Regions from separate parts of the Homo sapiens genome. Here region 1 is linked to region 2. A link is a loop called in an ENCODE intact Hi-C map of the cell type or tissue named here. Cell type or tissue: ascending aorta. All regions are shown on one strand.

Region 1 (8,000 bases), 97 kb after region 2:
TTGTCCTCTCGGTGAACTCTTATGGTTGCCCTAGCAAAGGGCAGACAATGCATGATTTTGAAGCACAAAGTGGGATTTTCTAATCTCTTATAACAAGCTCCCTTAAAGGCCAATTTGAAGCAGGCAAAACAACACTTAAGAAATGGCAATCATTTGGATCATTTTCTATAATCTGGGTTTTGTAAAACTCACCAATACCTTAATAATCAATACAGTTGGGACAAAAATGCCATCTTGTCCTGGAATATCAGAAAAATGATCTCAATCCTCTCTCTTCCCTTTCTGGATGGACTTATAAGTGCAAGTGAAAGAAAGTCACCCCTTTCATCCTCATACAACTGCCTGCAGCATGAAGCTAATGAATATTCCCATACCCCTCTTTTCCCACAAAGGAGAAATATAAGAATTTACCTTAAATGATGATAGTCTGCCATTTGAGATTTTGCAGCTTGACACTCAATTTCCACTGAGAGTCTAGGCATTTTTTTTTTTTAGCAGACAGCCAAGATGCTGTGTCCTTGCCTGAGACCACATTATTTGCAAGAAGATCCCTCTCTCCTCCACAGACTTTTCCCAGAGAATGCCTTTCAGAATTGCTGTTGAATTACAAAGAAGTATTTATTGTTTGAGGTGATTAATGATTCCTGGGAAAATTGCTATTTTCAGCGTGATTTAATTTTGTTTTACAAGTGTGTGTAGTAGGGGGAGGGTTAATAAGTTTCAGCAGCAGTTGCATTGCCTCCAGAAATCCCTGGCACCCGTTCACACCTTATAAAATGCACTTTATGCCAGGTTTATCCTGATTTGGGAAGGTAAGTGTGTATTTGATTGCTCCCGAATTTTCTTGGCTCTTCAGAGACTGGTATCTATCACTTTCCTCTCAAATCTGATTTGTAGGTATAGAACGGATCACCCTTGTTTGTATCACACACAGGGCAGCAGGGGTGAAAGGGGTACCAGCTCTGACACTGGCTAAAGGGTTTTGCCACTAATGAGAGAAATGTGTTTAAAAATTCTCTGATATTGCAGAGGCAGGTGAGCACTTACTCCCATCTATGCTAAAATTACTACATTACTTAAAAGTTGCACTTTTTCAAGGCCAGGTGACAGTTCTAATATTCTGGGGCTAGTGTGCACAGGTTTTTGTGGTCTTATTGTAGGGAACTCCCTGCAGTAAGCATCAAATCTAAATCAGTAAACAAATACTAGGGTTATAGAGATCGAGAAGTGGGTTTTGATTTTCAGCCTTTTGGATCTAGATCTCTGGAATCGAGCAGAAAATTCACAAAGCATTTGAGGAAAGTGACCCAGTTTGGCTATTTTCCAGCAGTAAACTCTCCCAGGTCTACTTTGCATGGGGTGAACTTTAGGGGTATATTATGCTTTTTCCTCAGAAGAGACATTGGAGAGTGTACTTGTAAAATTCAGTTTATTTGAAAGCTCTTTCTTCAAAAAAGAGAAACAAACAAGCAAACAAACAAAAATTCCCAGTCTGTAGTTAGTGAAGAGGACCTTAAGAACAGCCAGGAAACAAAAACTAATCTCAACCCTTTGCACAAACTATTTTTTATCTCCTGGGAAACAGGCAGATTAAGTGTGAAGGTGCAACAAATACCAAATACCAAAGAGACCACTTCTTTCCAAGTGTGCTCAGAGTTCAGTGTGTAGAACAGCTGCAGAAACTCCTGGGCCCACAGCACTGCATGGTTTCAACTTTCATTGCAGGGAAGGACACGTTTCTATGCCTTACAGAGACTTGAAGCCTGAAAGCCTGGCCAAGTTTGGGAAGAAGAGGAGCCCTCTCAGAGCTCAAGAGCCTTCCTACTCTTTGGAACTTTTCCACAGTAGGCCAAGCTTGACAAGAGTTCAGCTCAAGTTGAACATACATACACACACTCTCACACACAAATTATGTGAGCCGTCAGAATCCAAGTGAATCCAGCTCAAGCTATCTACAAGGTTTTTACATGCAAGGTCAAGTATCTCAATCCAGAGGACTTTTGTTTTCTTAATGAAAAGCTTAGAAAACACATGAATCTTAGATTTTTAATGTTTTTTAAATGGAGTTTATTCTTAGCACATGGCTTTCTATGTAGCCACATCACAATTTGTACAGTTCCACATAAGTCTAAATGCACTCCCCTCTCCCCAAAGACCGTGCCCCAGAAGGGGACAACAGTATCTCTGTAACAGTGTCTTAAATAAATGCAAGTAAGAAAAACTAACATGTCACACCTACCATCAAGGTCTACACATCTTAAGAATTAAATAATCTTGTGAGGTCCACAATGTCTACTCATTTATTCAGTTAAATACAAGCTTGGATGAGCTGCCTTAATGGGGGAAGAGGAGGTAAGGAAGGTGGGGAAAGGGTCTGTCTTCTTCTGCTTTCAACAAAGATGCAAGTGTATGTCCCCACTCAGCATGGGCTGTCCAGCTAGCTGACTGTAGCCATCTCAAAAGTATTTGATACCAAGTAGTCCTTCTCAGGTATCCACACCTGGCAGCCTTGTTTCGGGCCAGCAGGTTGTTCCACCAGCCAGCATCCTGGACAACTGTTCTCTCTTGGGTGGCAACCAGCACAGACTCTTAACCGGATAATGTCTTCTTTTTGATTATTCTTTTCACCAATTTGGGTTTGTTTTGGTGTCTATTATGGTCCAGATGGGGAGGGGTGGATGAGGAACGGAGCAGGAGAAGAGAAGAGAAAAGCAGGTAAGGGATAGAAACTGGTTAAGATCTCTAGAAGATTATATGGAGGAGGGAACGGGTGTGGAGGTGCTCGGGTGGGGGTGGGGATGGAGGTGTGGGCTCTGAGTTTGTGCTTTCCCTGGTGGGCCGGCAGAGGCCGAGGCCGAATTGGAGGATCGCATCTTGGTGTTGGGCAGTTTGTGGTCTTTCTTCCACTTCATCCTCCGGTTCTGAAACCAGATCTTGACCTGGCGCTCAGACAAACAGAGCGTGTGGGCGATCTCGATGCGGCGCCGCCGGGTCAGGTATCGATTGAAGTGGAACTCCTTCTCCAGCTCCAAGACCTGCTGCCGGGTGTAGGCGGTTCGAGAGCGCTTAGGCTCCCCTCCGTTATAACTGGGGTTAACTGAAAACCCAGAACCCCGAAATAGAAGGCCAAGGAGGAGGGAGCGGAAGAGAGGGAAAGGAGGAGGAGAGAGAAGGTGGGGTGGGGAAGAGCAATTGGACATCATCATTATATAATAACCTGACACCAAGTTCACGCAAGATACATAAAACGGCAAAGAAAATGTTTCACAGGCTATTGACAACGGGAAACACCCGAGAGCCATAAAGAATGGTGCTGGGCATTGGGGCTGAAGAAAAGCTTCAAAGACACATGGCCTGAAGCCTCTGCCAGGGCAATTAAATTTATGGGGGCTATAATTACTGCCCTAACAGTTTGGCGTCTCGTAAATCTCCTGATAAAGGGACCCTGGGTACAAAAGGGTTCTCATGTTGGGATCAGGCGGCTGGCTGGCGCGCACATACCCACATCTCACCGCAGCCCGGGTCAGATGGGGGCTCCCCTCCCGAGGCCCCCTTCCCCTGAGCCTCTCCCTCCTGACCCCGACCCTCGAACCCAGGCCCAGCCCCGGCCCACCTCCCGCGCCTCCCAAGCGGCGCCACGTACCGGCGCTGACATGGATCTTCTTCATCCAGGGGTACACCACGGGCTCCTTGCCCTTCAGGCCCAGCGGGCTCTTGTCGGCCAAGAGCAGCGGGCACGCGGGGGCGCTGCCCCCTGCCGGGACGCCTGGGGTGGCGGGGGCCGCCTCGCAGCGCCGCGGGGCCGCTGGGGGCACGGCGCGAGGCTGCAGGGGCGGCGGCAGCTGGGGCTGCAGGACGTGGCTCGCATGCAGGCCGTGCGCTGGGCCCTTGGCTTGCGCCGGGGGCTGCTCGGGCTGGGGCGGCCGCCCGGGGCTGGCGCCGCCGCGGTAGCCATAGGGGTAGGCGGTGTCCGCGGCCCCATGCGCGGGGTACAGCGCGGCAGCAGGGTAGGCGGGCTCGCGGGCGGTCCGCGGCGCGTAGTAGGAGGCAGTGGGCTCTCGGCCGCCGCCCGCGTGAGGGAGCTGGGGCTGCTGCAGCGGCAGGTGCTGGGTCGGGGGCGCTGGGGGCTGCTGGTAGCCGGGGCCCCCGCCCGGGCCGCCGTCTGCGCCGCCCGAGCCGCTGTGCTGCGCGTACTCCTCGAAGGGAGGGAACTTGGGCTCGATGTAGTTGGAGTTTATCAAAAACGAGCTCATGGTCATTAATTTGTGAAGTGCAAAAATACTAATTTTTCTCGCGTTGTCGTTTTTTCTGGGCTTGCCGAGGCCCCTCCCCCTCCTGCCTCGCTTCCCATCCCCCTTTCCTCTGCGCCCTTCCCCTCCCCCCGCTGTCAAGTGCCCACTCCTCCCCCTCCCGCAGACGCCGCCACCAAAGTTCGAGCCGCTCCTCCCCAGCCCAGCGCGCGCCCCGCCCCGTGCCCCACGTGCAGCGCCCCCACCAATGGGCGCACCGCGCGCGCGGACCCGGATCAGGAAACGCGCGGGTGCGTGATGGATGCTGCTGTCCGGCCCCTGGGCTGGGGGAGGGAGCAGGAGCTTTGGACCCCAGCCCCCCAGCTTTGGTTCCCGCTGGGAATTCAGGCCCTGTCAGGCTGTAGGTCCTCTCGGGAGCCCTCTGCCTGCCCTACTGCTGGCCTAGGCCTCGGGCTGTCTGGCGGCCGCGACTCAGCGCTGACCTCGGGCGCAACCCAGTCAGGCTTCGTGTCCTTCAGGGGTTCTAGGCTAACAGGCGAAAGGAAGGGCGTTGGGACCGAGGGGCATCCTGGTTTTTATGTACGCCACTGAGAGGCCACCAGACACATTTTCTCAACCGCAGATCCCCCTTCCCCACACCCTGCTCCTTGCGTGTCAGCCTGAGAGCCCTTGCTTTGAGAAGCTTGGCAGAAGCTGCAAAGGGTGGGCGGGCAGCTAAGAGAAATCGACCCAAGGATGTAAATCGAGGCCATTCCATTATAACTGGATGGACACTTTTCATTTTTTCCTTCTTTCAGAGACAATCTGTTTCGTGTTTTCCTAAGAAAAATTGGAACCTTCGTAATAGCATCTAATTTGACGGGGGTTGTCGATGTGAGAGCTAAATATGCCCGCATTTACTAGGTGCGATTGTGAGAGAGAAGGTGGCCCAAGGATGGGAATGGATAGAAGCAACACCTCCACAGAACCGAGCTTTGAAAACAATAACTTCCTATTTCAGAACTATCCCCAAACAAAAACAAGCTAAGGGTAGAATAAACACCTTGCCGGGTCTGATCGCTGATGGGTCTTTTCCAGCTAAGAATTTCATGTTTTCTCTTTTAGATCCTGCTTTCTCAGGCAGTATCTGAGGCTAGAGTTATATTTGCAGGACAGTCTATAATTTCTGAATTGCTGAAAATTAGCGTATTAACGATATCAGAAGCTCCGGAAAGGAGGGAGAGGAGACTGTTGCCTGCTATTTGGTAATTGAAATTTGATGGGTACACTAATTACGCCATTATTAACAAATAAATTACTTATTAATTCCACCTAATGTTGATCTTTGAAGTAAATACTGATGCCTTATTTGTGCTGTGTGCTTTCTCCCTTTCTTTTCTGAGTAGTAGACATATCTAGATCCTCTACTTTTCAGCCTAAATTAAAGCAGTGTAAACTAGCATAGTCACCATTCTAAAAATATTTTCATATTGGCATGCAAAAGCAAGGATTTTTCAGCTGGTGCACCTTAGTTGATTTTTCAAAGAGCAGTATAAACAGCCTTCTCACAACTGAGTCTGGAACGCAGACAAGGAAAATTATTTCCTAAGCCTGGAGACACTTGAAAAGGAATGTCAATTCTATCTTCATTCATACTGGTTACTCATATGAGTTACTAAATGCTGGAATATATCCATTTGATGGATAGTCACTTAATGCTTAGCCACATAAAGCCTATTATATGGGACTAATCTTTAAACTAATTTAGGAAAAGAGGTTAAAAAGGGGATCATATTAGCTTTCTAACTGGAATCACCCTGAAGAGGTACAAAGAGATTTTCCACGTTAGGTGTATATGAGTGTGAAGAGTGCTGTCCATTCACATGAGGCACCCTGAAAATTTGTTTTTAAAGAAATTTGAGCCACAGACAGAAATCAACACTGAGTGTAATCTTTAGCCATCCTCTCTAGACTGGAGGAAAAATTTAGAATGTGATACATCTACCTGAACCAATATCTCTCCCTAGCAAGAAAAAATAATATACACATAGGTTATATAAAATGTAATATAAATAATATATAGACATACGTATTACAAATCTGAACCCTATAAGTTTCAGGGGGACAAAAAGCATGACAAGGAAATCTTCCCTCCTTCTCATGTCATCAGCCTTGAGTACTAGGGTCTTAACCATATCTGTTTAATATTTACAGACACTAAAACACAAAATTCTGTTGTTTAGCCTCAGAACCTTGTACCAAGTTTCTATTTTTAAGTATTAACGAGACATAAACACTGTTTTGTATACGGTTAACCCAAACGAGTTAGCTGTGCCTGTGTTTTGTGTGATTCTATTACTTTAGGAAGATGGCCTTACACAGAATCCCCCAAGGCCTGTAACTTGTCTTTGTGGTTCGTATCATAAACACAAACGGAGCCAGGACCACCAAGTGTTATCTCAACACCGACATTTTGACATTTTACTGCAAGATTTATGGCTGTAATAAACAATCTCAGTACCTTTTCTGAACCTTCCTCAATCTCCCTTTGCAAACCATAGCATCATTCCATTGAATCAAATAATCTTTTGAAAAACATTTAAAAAAAATACCTCTTGCCTTTACACAATATCCAAGACACCAAAGTAAAGCCAGGAAGAAACTAACTCAATTAATAAACAAACTGAAGTTTACCAGCAGCATCTCGCCTGAGAAAAGATGGGATGCCCTGAAATGTAGCAGAGAGGGAGCATGCTAATCCTCACACACCAACTGGCTCCAGTCCCAAGCGGGGTGAAAGCGTTATCCTTTCCTTAGGAAACTGGTGAGCACGTTTGCTCATTTCCACGTGCAGGGATAACATATATTCCCAACAAAAGCTTTCTTAAAATCCCATTAGGTGAAATAACTTTTCATCATGTCCTCGAATCCCAGATGGAGAAGAGTGAAGGGAGTCGGAGGGAGAGGGAGGGTGCAAGGGAGGCAATGTTTTGCAGCTTGGTTTGAATCTGATTTGAATCATTTTGAATATATTTGTAACAGCATTCCCTCTTGAATGCAACCCTGTCCCAAGTTTCAAAGTGACCGAACAGTGACACCGTGTGCATTTTGTTTCTTATTAATCTTACACATTGACAGTCTTTGTTAAATCACAAGGCGCGCCCTTCACTAGCCGACATTTTCATATTTGTTAGACGCACTGACCTGAAGTTCACCTCGGCCTTGGACTTTGCGCTTCTAAAAGGTCTATACAGTGTCTTTTAGAGAGCAGGGTGCTTTGCCCAGGTCACTCCTTCTCAGGAAAAACCAAGGGGAAAAGCCAAAGGAAATGTAAACGTTATGGAATGTATTGACTGTATTTGTCCTTTGTTCTTTAGAGCGAGAGTCCCCCAGACTGTTCTCTATCTGATGCATGTCTCTAGAGCTGAACAGTGGAATGGCAGAATTTCAAAACGCCTGATGGTGGCATTTGAAGGCTTCCCCACCACCTACACTAGACACAAGATTTGAGAGGAACAACACTTTACCAGCCATTTGACCAATTAATTCTTTGGGGATAATTTTCTTGTAGTAGTTTAAAATAATGCACACAACGCAGGGATGAGGACTGATATTCATATTGGGATTACACATGAATTTTAACTGGGATTGTTTGAGAGGCCTGAGGTTCAAAATCCTCCAGATAAAGCAAGCACACTAAAAGCAATAAATTCTGCAAGTACTCTTTTCTTTTACTTTGAAGACTAGCTAAGAGGTATCTATGGTTTTTGA
Region 2 (8,000 bases):
TATAGGTTATCTCATTTGATCCTTACAACAACCTTTTGAGACCATTAGGGCAGTAAAAGAATACAAGGCAAATGAGATTAAAAGGGTTGCCTGAGGCTAAATTGGTGACAATATCTGACCAGCTCAGTTCGACAACAATTTATTGAACACCTGCCACAGCTTGGCCACTTGTGCTGACCTCCAAATTCTAAATGCTCTCTGCTACAAAGAGTCTACATGGTATAAAACACCTCTCAAGAGCTTCACTCAACTTGATAATCATGCTACCTAAAAGCCACTATAGGCCGGGCACAGTGGCTCATGCCTGTAATCCCAGCATTTTGGGAGGCCGAGGCAGGCAGATCATGAGGTCAGGAGTTTGAGACAGCCTGACTAATACAAGTAAAACCCCGTCTCTACTAAAAATACAAAATTTAGCCGGGTGTGGTGGCACAGGCCTGTAATCCCAGCTACTCAGGAGGCTGAGACAGGAGAATTGCTAGAACCAGGGAGGAGGAGGTTGCAGTGAGCCGAGATAGTGCCACTGCACTCCAGCCTGGGTGACAGGGTGAGACTCCGTCTCAAAAAACAAGAAAAGAAAAGAGAAGAGAAGAGAAAAGAAAAGAAAAGAAAAGAAAAAAAAGAGAAAAAGCTGCTATAGTATCAGATAGCAGAAAGGAACAGGGATTCCCTGGCAAAAGTATATTGGGCTGCATGATCTTGGGCAAATTACTTAACTACTCTATGCCAGTTTTCTCTTCTTTTTTGTTAAATTCTTTTTCTTTTATAGAGATAGGATCTCCTATGTTGCCCAGGCTGTTTTCAAACTCCTGGGCTCAAGTGATCCCTCTGCCTCAGCCTCCCAAAATGCTGGGATTACAAGCATGAGCCACCTCAACCACCAGCTAAGCCAGTTTTCTCATACCTAAATATATGTATTATACTTACCACCAGGTGGTTGTAAGGGTTAAATGAGAGAATGAATATAAAATCTGTTGTAAACTGTAACATCCCATCGGGTATTAGTTTTTTTGGTGTTAATCTGATTTAGCAGTGGAATGCAAGATGGAACCTAGGCGGGGGGCGGAGGGAAAAAAAGTCTGATAGAAAAACATCTTTAGGTACTCAGCCCTTAAAAGACCTCCCAGGGAGAGTAGCAACATTACAAAAACTCACACTGTTTCCCCTGTGGAGGGTACCCACTGAGCTAACAGAGGTAGGCCTCATGGGTCAGCCCCATTCTACCAAATGTATTCTTTCCCATTTGCTCCAGCTGGTGGTAACAGGTACAGAGGGAGCAAACCAGACAGCTGGTGCCACATGAAACAGAAAGATCTGTGCTTCGCCGTAAGGAAAAAAAAAAACTGTGGGAAACAGTGCAAGAACAAAAATAAGCAGGCAAGTGTTTGGGGCATTTCAGCTGGTAAGTGAGAGAGAGAAGCAGCCCCAAGACAGATGCAGTCCACGCCCTCCATCTGTAACCAGAGAGTGGCTCACATGTCAGAAAAAAGTTTGTCCTCCCTTAGGGGAATCTTGAAGGCTGTCAATGTTCTAACCATGAGGAATCACAAAATCTATACGGAACATTCCAACATGTGCAGGCCTGATAGGTCTCAGAGCAATGTTCTATGGGAGTCTGAGTTTTGCAGGCTTCTCACTTGGTGGACTGGGAATGTCAGTGAGAGGCGTGCTTTACAAGGGAGGGGAAGTGGTGTCTGAATCTGCTCAGAGACAGGCCCACTACTTAATTTAAGAAGGCAGTAGAAGGCCGGGCGCAGTGGCTCACGCCTGTAACCCTAGCACTTTGGGAGGCCAAGGAGGGCGGATCACCTGAGGTCAGGAGTTCAAAACCAGCCTAGCCAACATGGTGAAACCCCGCCTCTACTAAAAATACACAAAAATTAGCTGGGTATGGTGGTGGGCGCCTGTAATCCCATCTACTCGGCAGCTGAGGCAGGAGAATCGCTTGAACCCAGAAGGTGGAGGTTGCAGTGAGCTGAGGTCGCGCCACTGCACTCCAGCCCAGGCGACAGAGTGAGACTCCATCTCAAAAAAAAAAAAAAAAAGGGCAGTAGAACAGGGTGGTTAAGTAAGCCAACTGTCAGTCAAACAACCTGAGTTCAAATCCCAAATCCACTACTTACTTACTTAACCTATGTGATTTAGGGTTGCTTAATTTTGCTAAATTGCTTAACTTTAGTAGCAACATTTCCTAACTTTGGTAGCAAAGTTGCTTAACCTGACTAAGCTTCATTTTTTGATCTGTAAAATAGGGGCGAATAGTAGAAGAATGTTGTAATGAATAAGATGCTTGTAAAACAATTAGGAAGTGCCTGGTACAAAGTGAGCAGCCAATAAATGCTGGCTATTTCAGTATTGTTTCAAAAGGCAAGTTTATTAGGTTACCTAGTTCCTAAGGCCTAGAGAACAGGAAGTTAAAAGTGAAAGAAAGTGAAAATGTTTCTGTAGCATCAAACAGTAGCACATTCACTGGCAAGTGAGATAAGTTTCAAATGAAACCTTATGAACTATTTTAGATAAGTTAAACATACACGTAGAAAGACAATGACTAAATACTCAGTCACTAAATACTAGAATCAGAGCTCTATTTGGATTCCAGCTCCATCTATTAATAGCTCTGTGCCCTTGGCTTTATGCCTCTGTTCCACATTTGTAAAATGAGGATGATAATAGTATATACCTCATAATGTTGGAGTAAGGATAAAAATAAATGAGGCAATGCCTGTCTCAGTACAGGCCTTAGTACAGTCACTACCAATGAAAAGTACTTAATAATTAGTAGGTACTGTTTCCTTTATTACAAAAAAAAAATCAGAGGGCTATTTGTTAACCAAATTGAAAGCCTAACTCTCTGAACAGAGAAAGTAAAATATAGTGTTTTTTGAGAATCAGTTCTTGCTCTTACCAGAAGTAACTTTTCTATTTGAAGAAAATGTGTCAGTCTTTCCTAGGAAGAACTAATTTACCCAGGGTATCATAACACTTTTAGATTGGTCCACCCTACAATCTTGCTCTTACTATTGTGCTCTAACTAAACTAAGCAGAAAATTTATCTGAGGTAATTGAAAAATCTGAATTGTCTGACAGCTATGATTAATATTCTGCCCATATTTATAATTAAGTCATAGCCATAAAATAAGGCAAATGTCTCAAAAAATTCTAGCAAAAATTAAACTACATTTGCTTAAAGATTTATCAGTCTTACAATTCATTCCACATATTTAAAAAGTTTGCCAGTTCAGTAAAATTTAGTAGTAACAAAATAAAATGTATATTAAGTACATCAGAAATTAAAAATACACCCACTCACTTATTCATTCAAAAAACATTTCTGAATGCCTACTATGTGCCAAACACTGCCCTATGTTTTAAATCAAATATACTGTATTTGTTGCCTTTTACAAACTTCTTTCATTTATCATTTTCCATATTTCATTCAAACTTTCACATAACCTGATAACACTGCAAACTGATTAAAAGAGTTAACTATAAAAGCCCTGTCACTTTAAGAATTTGTAATTTTTTCCATTAACATTCCTCTCTGGTTTTATGTACTTGGTCTGTGCTGTGGGATGTAGCATAAATTATCTGCCTTCAGCAAAACGAGCAGCTGAAATGTGAGGCTGCCTGACAGTGCTTGTTAAGCCATTAGCTATTGTGAGCACACACTACTAGGGATGTCTGGCTCTCATGAGAAGTGTTTAAGTGGTTCAAAATATAGGAGTTTGGTCATGCAGTACAAAAAAAACAAGCCCAGTATTTTAGCACCATGCTTAGGGGTTAATTAATAAAAAGGATGAAAACAATCCTGGGATGTTTATTTTTAAAGAAAAGTATTACAAGTGAACACTTTGTGATTTACTGAAAGCCAGTAACAGGATAGGATGAAACAATATTTTTAGCAAAATCCTTCTACCACAGTCCAAGAAAATAAGTGTATTTCTTTTTTTCTTTTTTTTTTCTGGAGACGGAATCTCACTCTCTCGCCCAGGCTGGAGTGCAATGGCATGATTTTGGCTTACTGCAACCTCCGCCTCCCGGGTTCAAGCAAGTCTCTGCCTCAGCCTCCAGAGTAGCTGGGATTACAGGCACCTGCCAGCACACCCAGCTAATTTTTGTATTTTTAGTAGAGTCGGGGTTTCACCATTTTGGCCAGGCTGGTCTTGAACTCCTGACCTCATGATCCACCCGTCTCGGCCTCCCAAAGTGCTGGGATTACATGGGTGAGCCACCGCGCCCAGCCAAAAATAAGTGTATTTCTAAAACACAAAAGTGGTTGTTTGTTTAACTAAAAATTATTTTTAAAATATTACCTCTTTGGCCGGGTTTGGTGGCTCACGCCTGTAATCCCAGCATTTTGGGAGGCCGAGGGAGGTGGATCACAAGGTCAGGAGTTCAAGACCAGCCTGGCCAAGATGATGAAACCCCATCTCTACTAAAAATACAAAAATTAGCCAGATGTGGTGTCAGGCGCCTGTAATCTTAGCTACTCGGGAAGCTGAGGCAGGAGAATCTCTTGAACATGGGAGGCAGAGGTTGCAGTGATCCGAGATGGCACCACTGCACTCTAGCCTAGGCGACAGAGCAAGACTCCGTCTCAAAAATAAAAATAAAATAAAAATAAAAAAATATATATATCCTCTTTTATTCTCCCCACATCCATTTGCTTGCACTATCTGCAATAACCTGCTATACCCCTCCACTGCTCCCTTATCTCTATACCAGGCCTTATGGAAATCCTTTTCAGTTTTGTACAGCCCAACTCAGAAGCACCCCCTCTTCCATATGCCTCCTTACCCTCATCTGCCACCCCAGAGTGTTTTCACATGGCCCTGGCTGAAAGAGATCTCAGCACCCAGAGAAATCTGGGCACTAATTCATTGTCCTTCTTACCTCTTCTGTACCTTCTCTTAGGCCATCTTGTTTTATACTTACTGGTGTCTATATCTATCTCGTCAACTCGACTTTGAGTTTATTCATTTTGCATTTCACACAATGCCTAGTTCAAATTCTGTTAAGCGTCAGGTGAATAAGCCTGCTTAATACATTCATACTTTATGTACCTCAATTTCCTCATCTAGCAAGTGAGCCTAATAATATCTGCCCTGCCTAAGTAGAGTTTGTTATGCCATCAAATCAGATAACATATGTAAAAGCGTTTTTGAAAACTACTGCACATTTGTCTTAGTCCATTCAGTCTATTATTTTTAAAAATACCTTAGACTGGGTAATATACAAAGAAATTTATTTCTCATAGTTCTAGAAGCTGGGAAGTCCAAGATCAAAATGCCGACAGATTCAGTGTCTGGTGATGGCTTTTTGCTTCACAGATGTGTCTTCTTGCTAAGTCCTCACATAGTGGAAGAGCAAAAAGGCTCCCTCAAGCCTCTTTTATAAAAGCACCAATCCTATTCATGAGGGCAGAGTCCTCATGACCTAATCACCTCCCCAAAGCCCCACTATTTAATATTATTGCATTGGAGATTAGGTTTCAACATACGAATTTGGTGAGGGAACAAAAACATTCAGACCATAGCACATTCTTTGGCAAGCAATTTGGCAATGTTTATCAAAAGCCTTAAATCTTTTTCTTTTTTCTTTTTTTCTAAGAGACATGGTCAGCCGGACACAGTGGCTCACGCCTATAATCCTAGCACTTTGGGAGGCCGAGGCAGGTGGATCTCCTGAGGTCAGGAGTTTGAGACCAGCCTGACCAACATGGCAAAACCCTGTCTCTACTAAAAATACAAAAATCACCCAGGCGTGGTGGTGCATGCCTGTAATCCCAGCTACTCAGGAGGCTGAGACAGGAGAACTGCTTGAACCCAGGAGGCCGAGGTTGCAGTGAACTGAGATCGTGCCACTGCACTCCAGGCTGGCAACAGAGCAAGACTCTGTCTCAAAAAAAAAAAAAAAAAAAAAGACAGGGTCTCACTCTATCACCCAGGCTGGAGTACAGTGGTATGATAATAGCTCACTGCAGCTTCAAACTCCCGGGTTCAAGCAATCCTCCCACCTCAGCCTCCTGAGTAGCTAGGCGTATAAGCATGCACCATCATGCCTGGCTTTTTTTTAATTTTTTTGTAGAGATGGGGTCTCACTATGTTTCCCAGGCTGGTCTTGAACTCCTGGGCTCAAGTGATCCTCCTGCCTAGGCCTCCCAAAGTGCTGGGATTAAAGGCATGAGCCACACTGCACCTGGTCTTATTTTTTCTTATTCACTAATTATACTTCCAGTTTTTAATCCTAAGGAAAAAAATGTAAACATGGAAAAATTTTAAGCACAACAATGTTCAGATATTACATCTAATAATAATGAATGTGAAATAATTTAAACATCCAACAAAGGGGAATGGCTAAGTAAATTACTGCATATTGACTTGATGAAACATTATACAATAATTTTTAAATTATAAACATTATTTTAAGAGATGATATAATTACAGAAATGAGGAATGTTTAAGATGAAGTGTTAAAAGAAAAAATGTAGCATCGAAATTGTACATCTATCTTGACAATATATAAAAAAGAAACATCAATTCACCAAAAAAAAAATGATTGCAAGTACACTAAAATGCTAATAAAAGTTATTCCAAGGTAAGAGAATGAGTAGTTTCTTTTCTATATTATTTTATGTTTTCCAAATGTTGTTAAGTACACATTACCTTGAAAATAAAAAGACTCCAGGCATAGTGGCTCACACCTGTAATCCCAACACTTTGGGAGGCCAAGGCAGGAGGATTGCTTGAGGTCAGGTGTTCAAGACTAGCCTGGGCAACACAGCAAGACCCTGTCTCTACAAAATTTTTTTTTAATTAGCTGGGTATGGTGGTGTGTGCCTATAGTCCCAGCTACTCCGGAGGCTTGAGTCAAGAGGATTGCCTGAACCCAGGAGTTTGAGACTGCAGCAAGCTATGATTATGCCACTGCACTGAGGCCTGGGTGACAGAGTGAGACCTTGTCTCTTAAAAAAATTTAAAATAGGACCAGGGGGCAGGCATGGTGACTCACGCTTGTAATCCCAGCACTTTGAGAGGGCAAGGAGGGCGGATCATGAGGTCAGGAGTTCCAGACCAGCCTGGCCAACACAGTGAAAACCCGTCTCTACTAAAAATACAAAAATTAGCTGGGCATGGTGGCGGGCACCTGTAATCCCAGCTACTTGGGAGGCTGAGGCAGGAGAATTACTTGAATCCGGGAGGCGGAGGTTGCAGTGAGCCAAATCACGCCACTGCACTCCAGCCTGGGTGACAGAGCTAGACTCAATCTCAAGAAAAAAAAAAAAAATAGGGCTGGGTGCGGTGACACATACCTGTAATCCCAGCCCTTTGGGAGGCCGAGGCAGGTGGATTCGAGACCAGCCTGGCTTACATGGTGAAACCCCATTTCTACTAAAAAAAATACAAAAAAATTAGCCAGGCATGATGGCAGGCACCTGTAATCCCAGCTACTAGGGAGGCTGAGGCAGGAGAATCACTTGAACCCGGGAGGGAGGCAGAGGTCGCAGTGAACCAAGATCGCGCCATTGCACTCCTGCTTGGACAACAAGAGTGAAACTCCATCTCAAAATAATAATAATAATAATAATAATAATAATAATAATAATAATAATAAGGTTGGGCATGGTGGCTCACGCCTGTAATCCCAACAGTTTGGGAGGCCGAGGCAGATGGATCATCTGAGGTCAGGAGTTCGAGACCAGACTGGCCAACATGGTAAAACCCCATCTCTACTAAAAATACAAAAATTAGCCAGGTGTGGCAGCGCACCTGTATTCCCAGCTACTCAGGAGGCTGAGGCAGGAGAATATCTTGAACTCGGGAGATGGAGGCTGCAGTGAGCTGAGATTGTGCCACTGCACTCCAGCCTGGGCGACAGAGTGAGACTCCACCTCAAAAAAAGACAAAATAAATAAACAAATAATAAAAAGAAAGATAAACTTTCAACAGTAATTAAAAAGCTATATAAATACATGAATTTAAGAGCTATGAATATTGTAT

What was found. Hi-C counts contacts between places; a loop is a spot of excess contacts. Peaks named below come from ENCODE experiments on the same cell type or tissue, not always from the same donor. Only the 100,000 strongest peaks of a DNase experiment are listed, where the experiment ranks them.
Region 1: a loop joins it to region 2, with 5 times the contacts of the local background. A loop is called at or near these places in 9 of 110 quality-filtered maps.

The regions. Positions count from the first base shown.
Region 1 is chr7:27,126,475-27,134,474 of GRCh38, forward strand. HOXA3 (homeobox A3) reads right to left here. Exons shown (of 6, transcript NM_153631.3): 3 at 412-596. HOXA4 (homeobox A4) reads right to left here and starts at 4,283. Exons shown (of 2, transcript NM_002141.5): 1 at 3,644-4,283; 2 at 2,051-3,097. The coding sequence starts at 4,259. The coding sequence ends at 2,751. HOXA-AS2 (HOXA cluster antisense RNA 2) reads left to right here. Exons shown (of 4, transcript NR_122069.1): 4 at 1,726-2,286. RefSeq lists a silencer at 4,441-4,510. In ascending aorta, a CTCF peak has its summit at 3,696 (motif pointing right); DNase peaks (open chromatin) are centred at 2,907, 3,687, 4,087 and 4,457; H3K4me3 peaks cover 4,221 bases; H3K27ac peaks cover 4,438 bases.
Region 2 is chr7:27,029,420-27,037,419 of GRCh38, forward strand. No RefSeq gene overlaps it. Among named protein-coding and RNA genes, the nearest start is that of HOXA1, 63 kb to the right of the region's middle. RefSeq lists an enhancer at 869-1,574. In ascending aorta, no CTCF peak of the experiment used is centred here; no DNase peak of the experiment used is centred here; H3K27ac peaks cover 2,223 bases.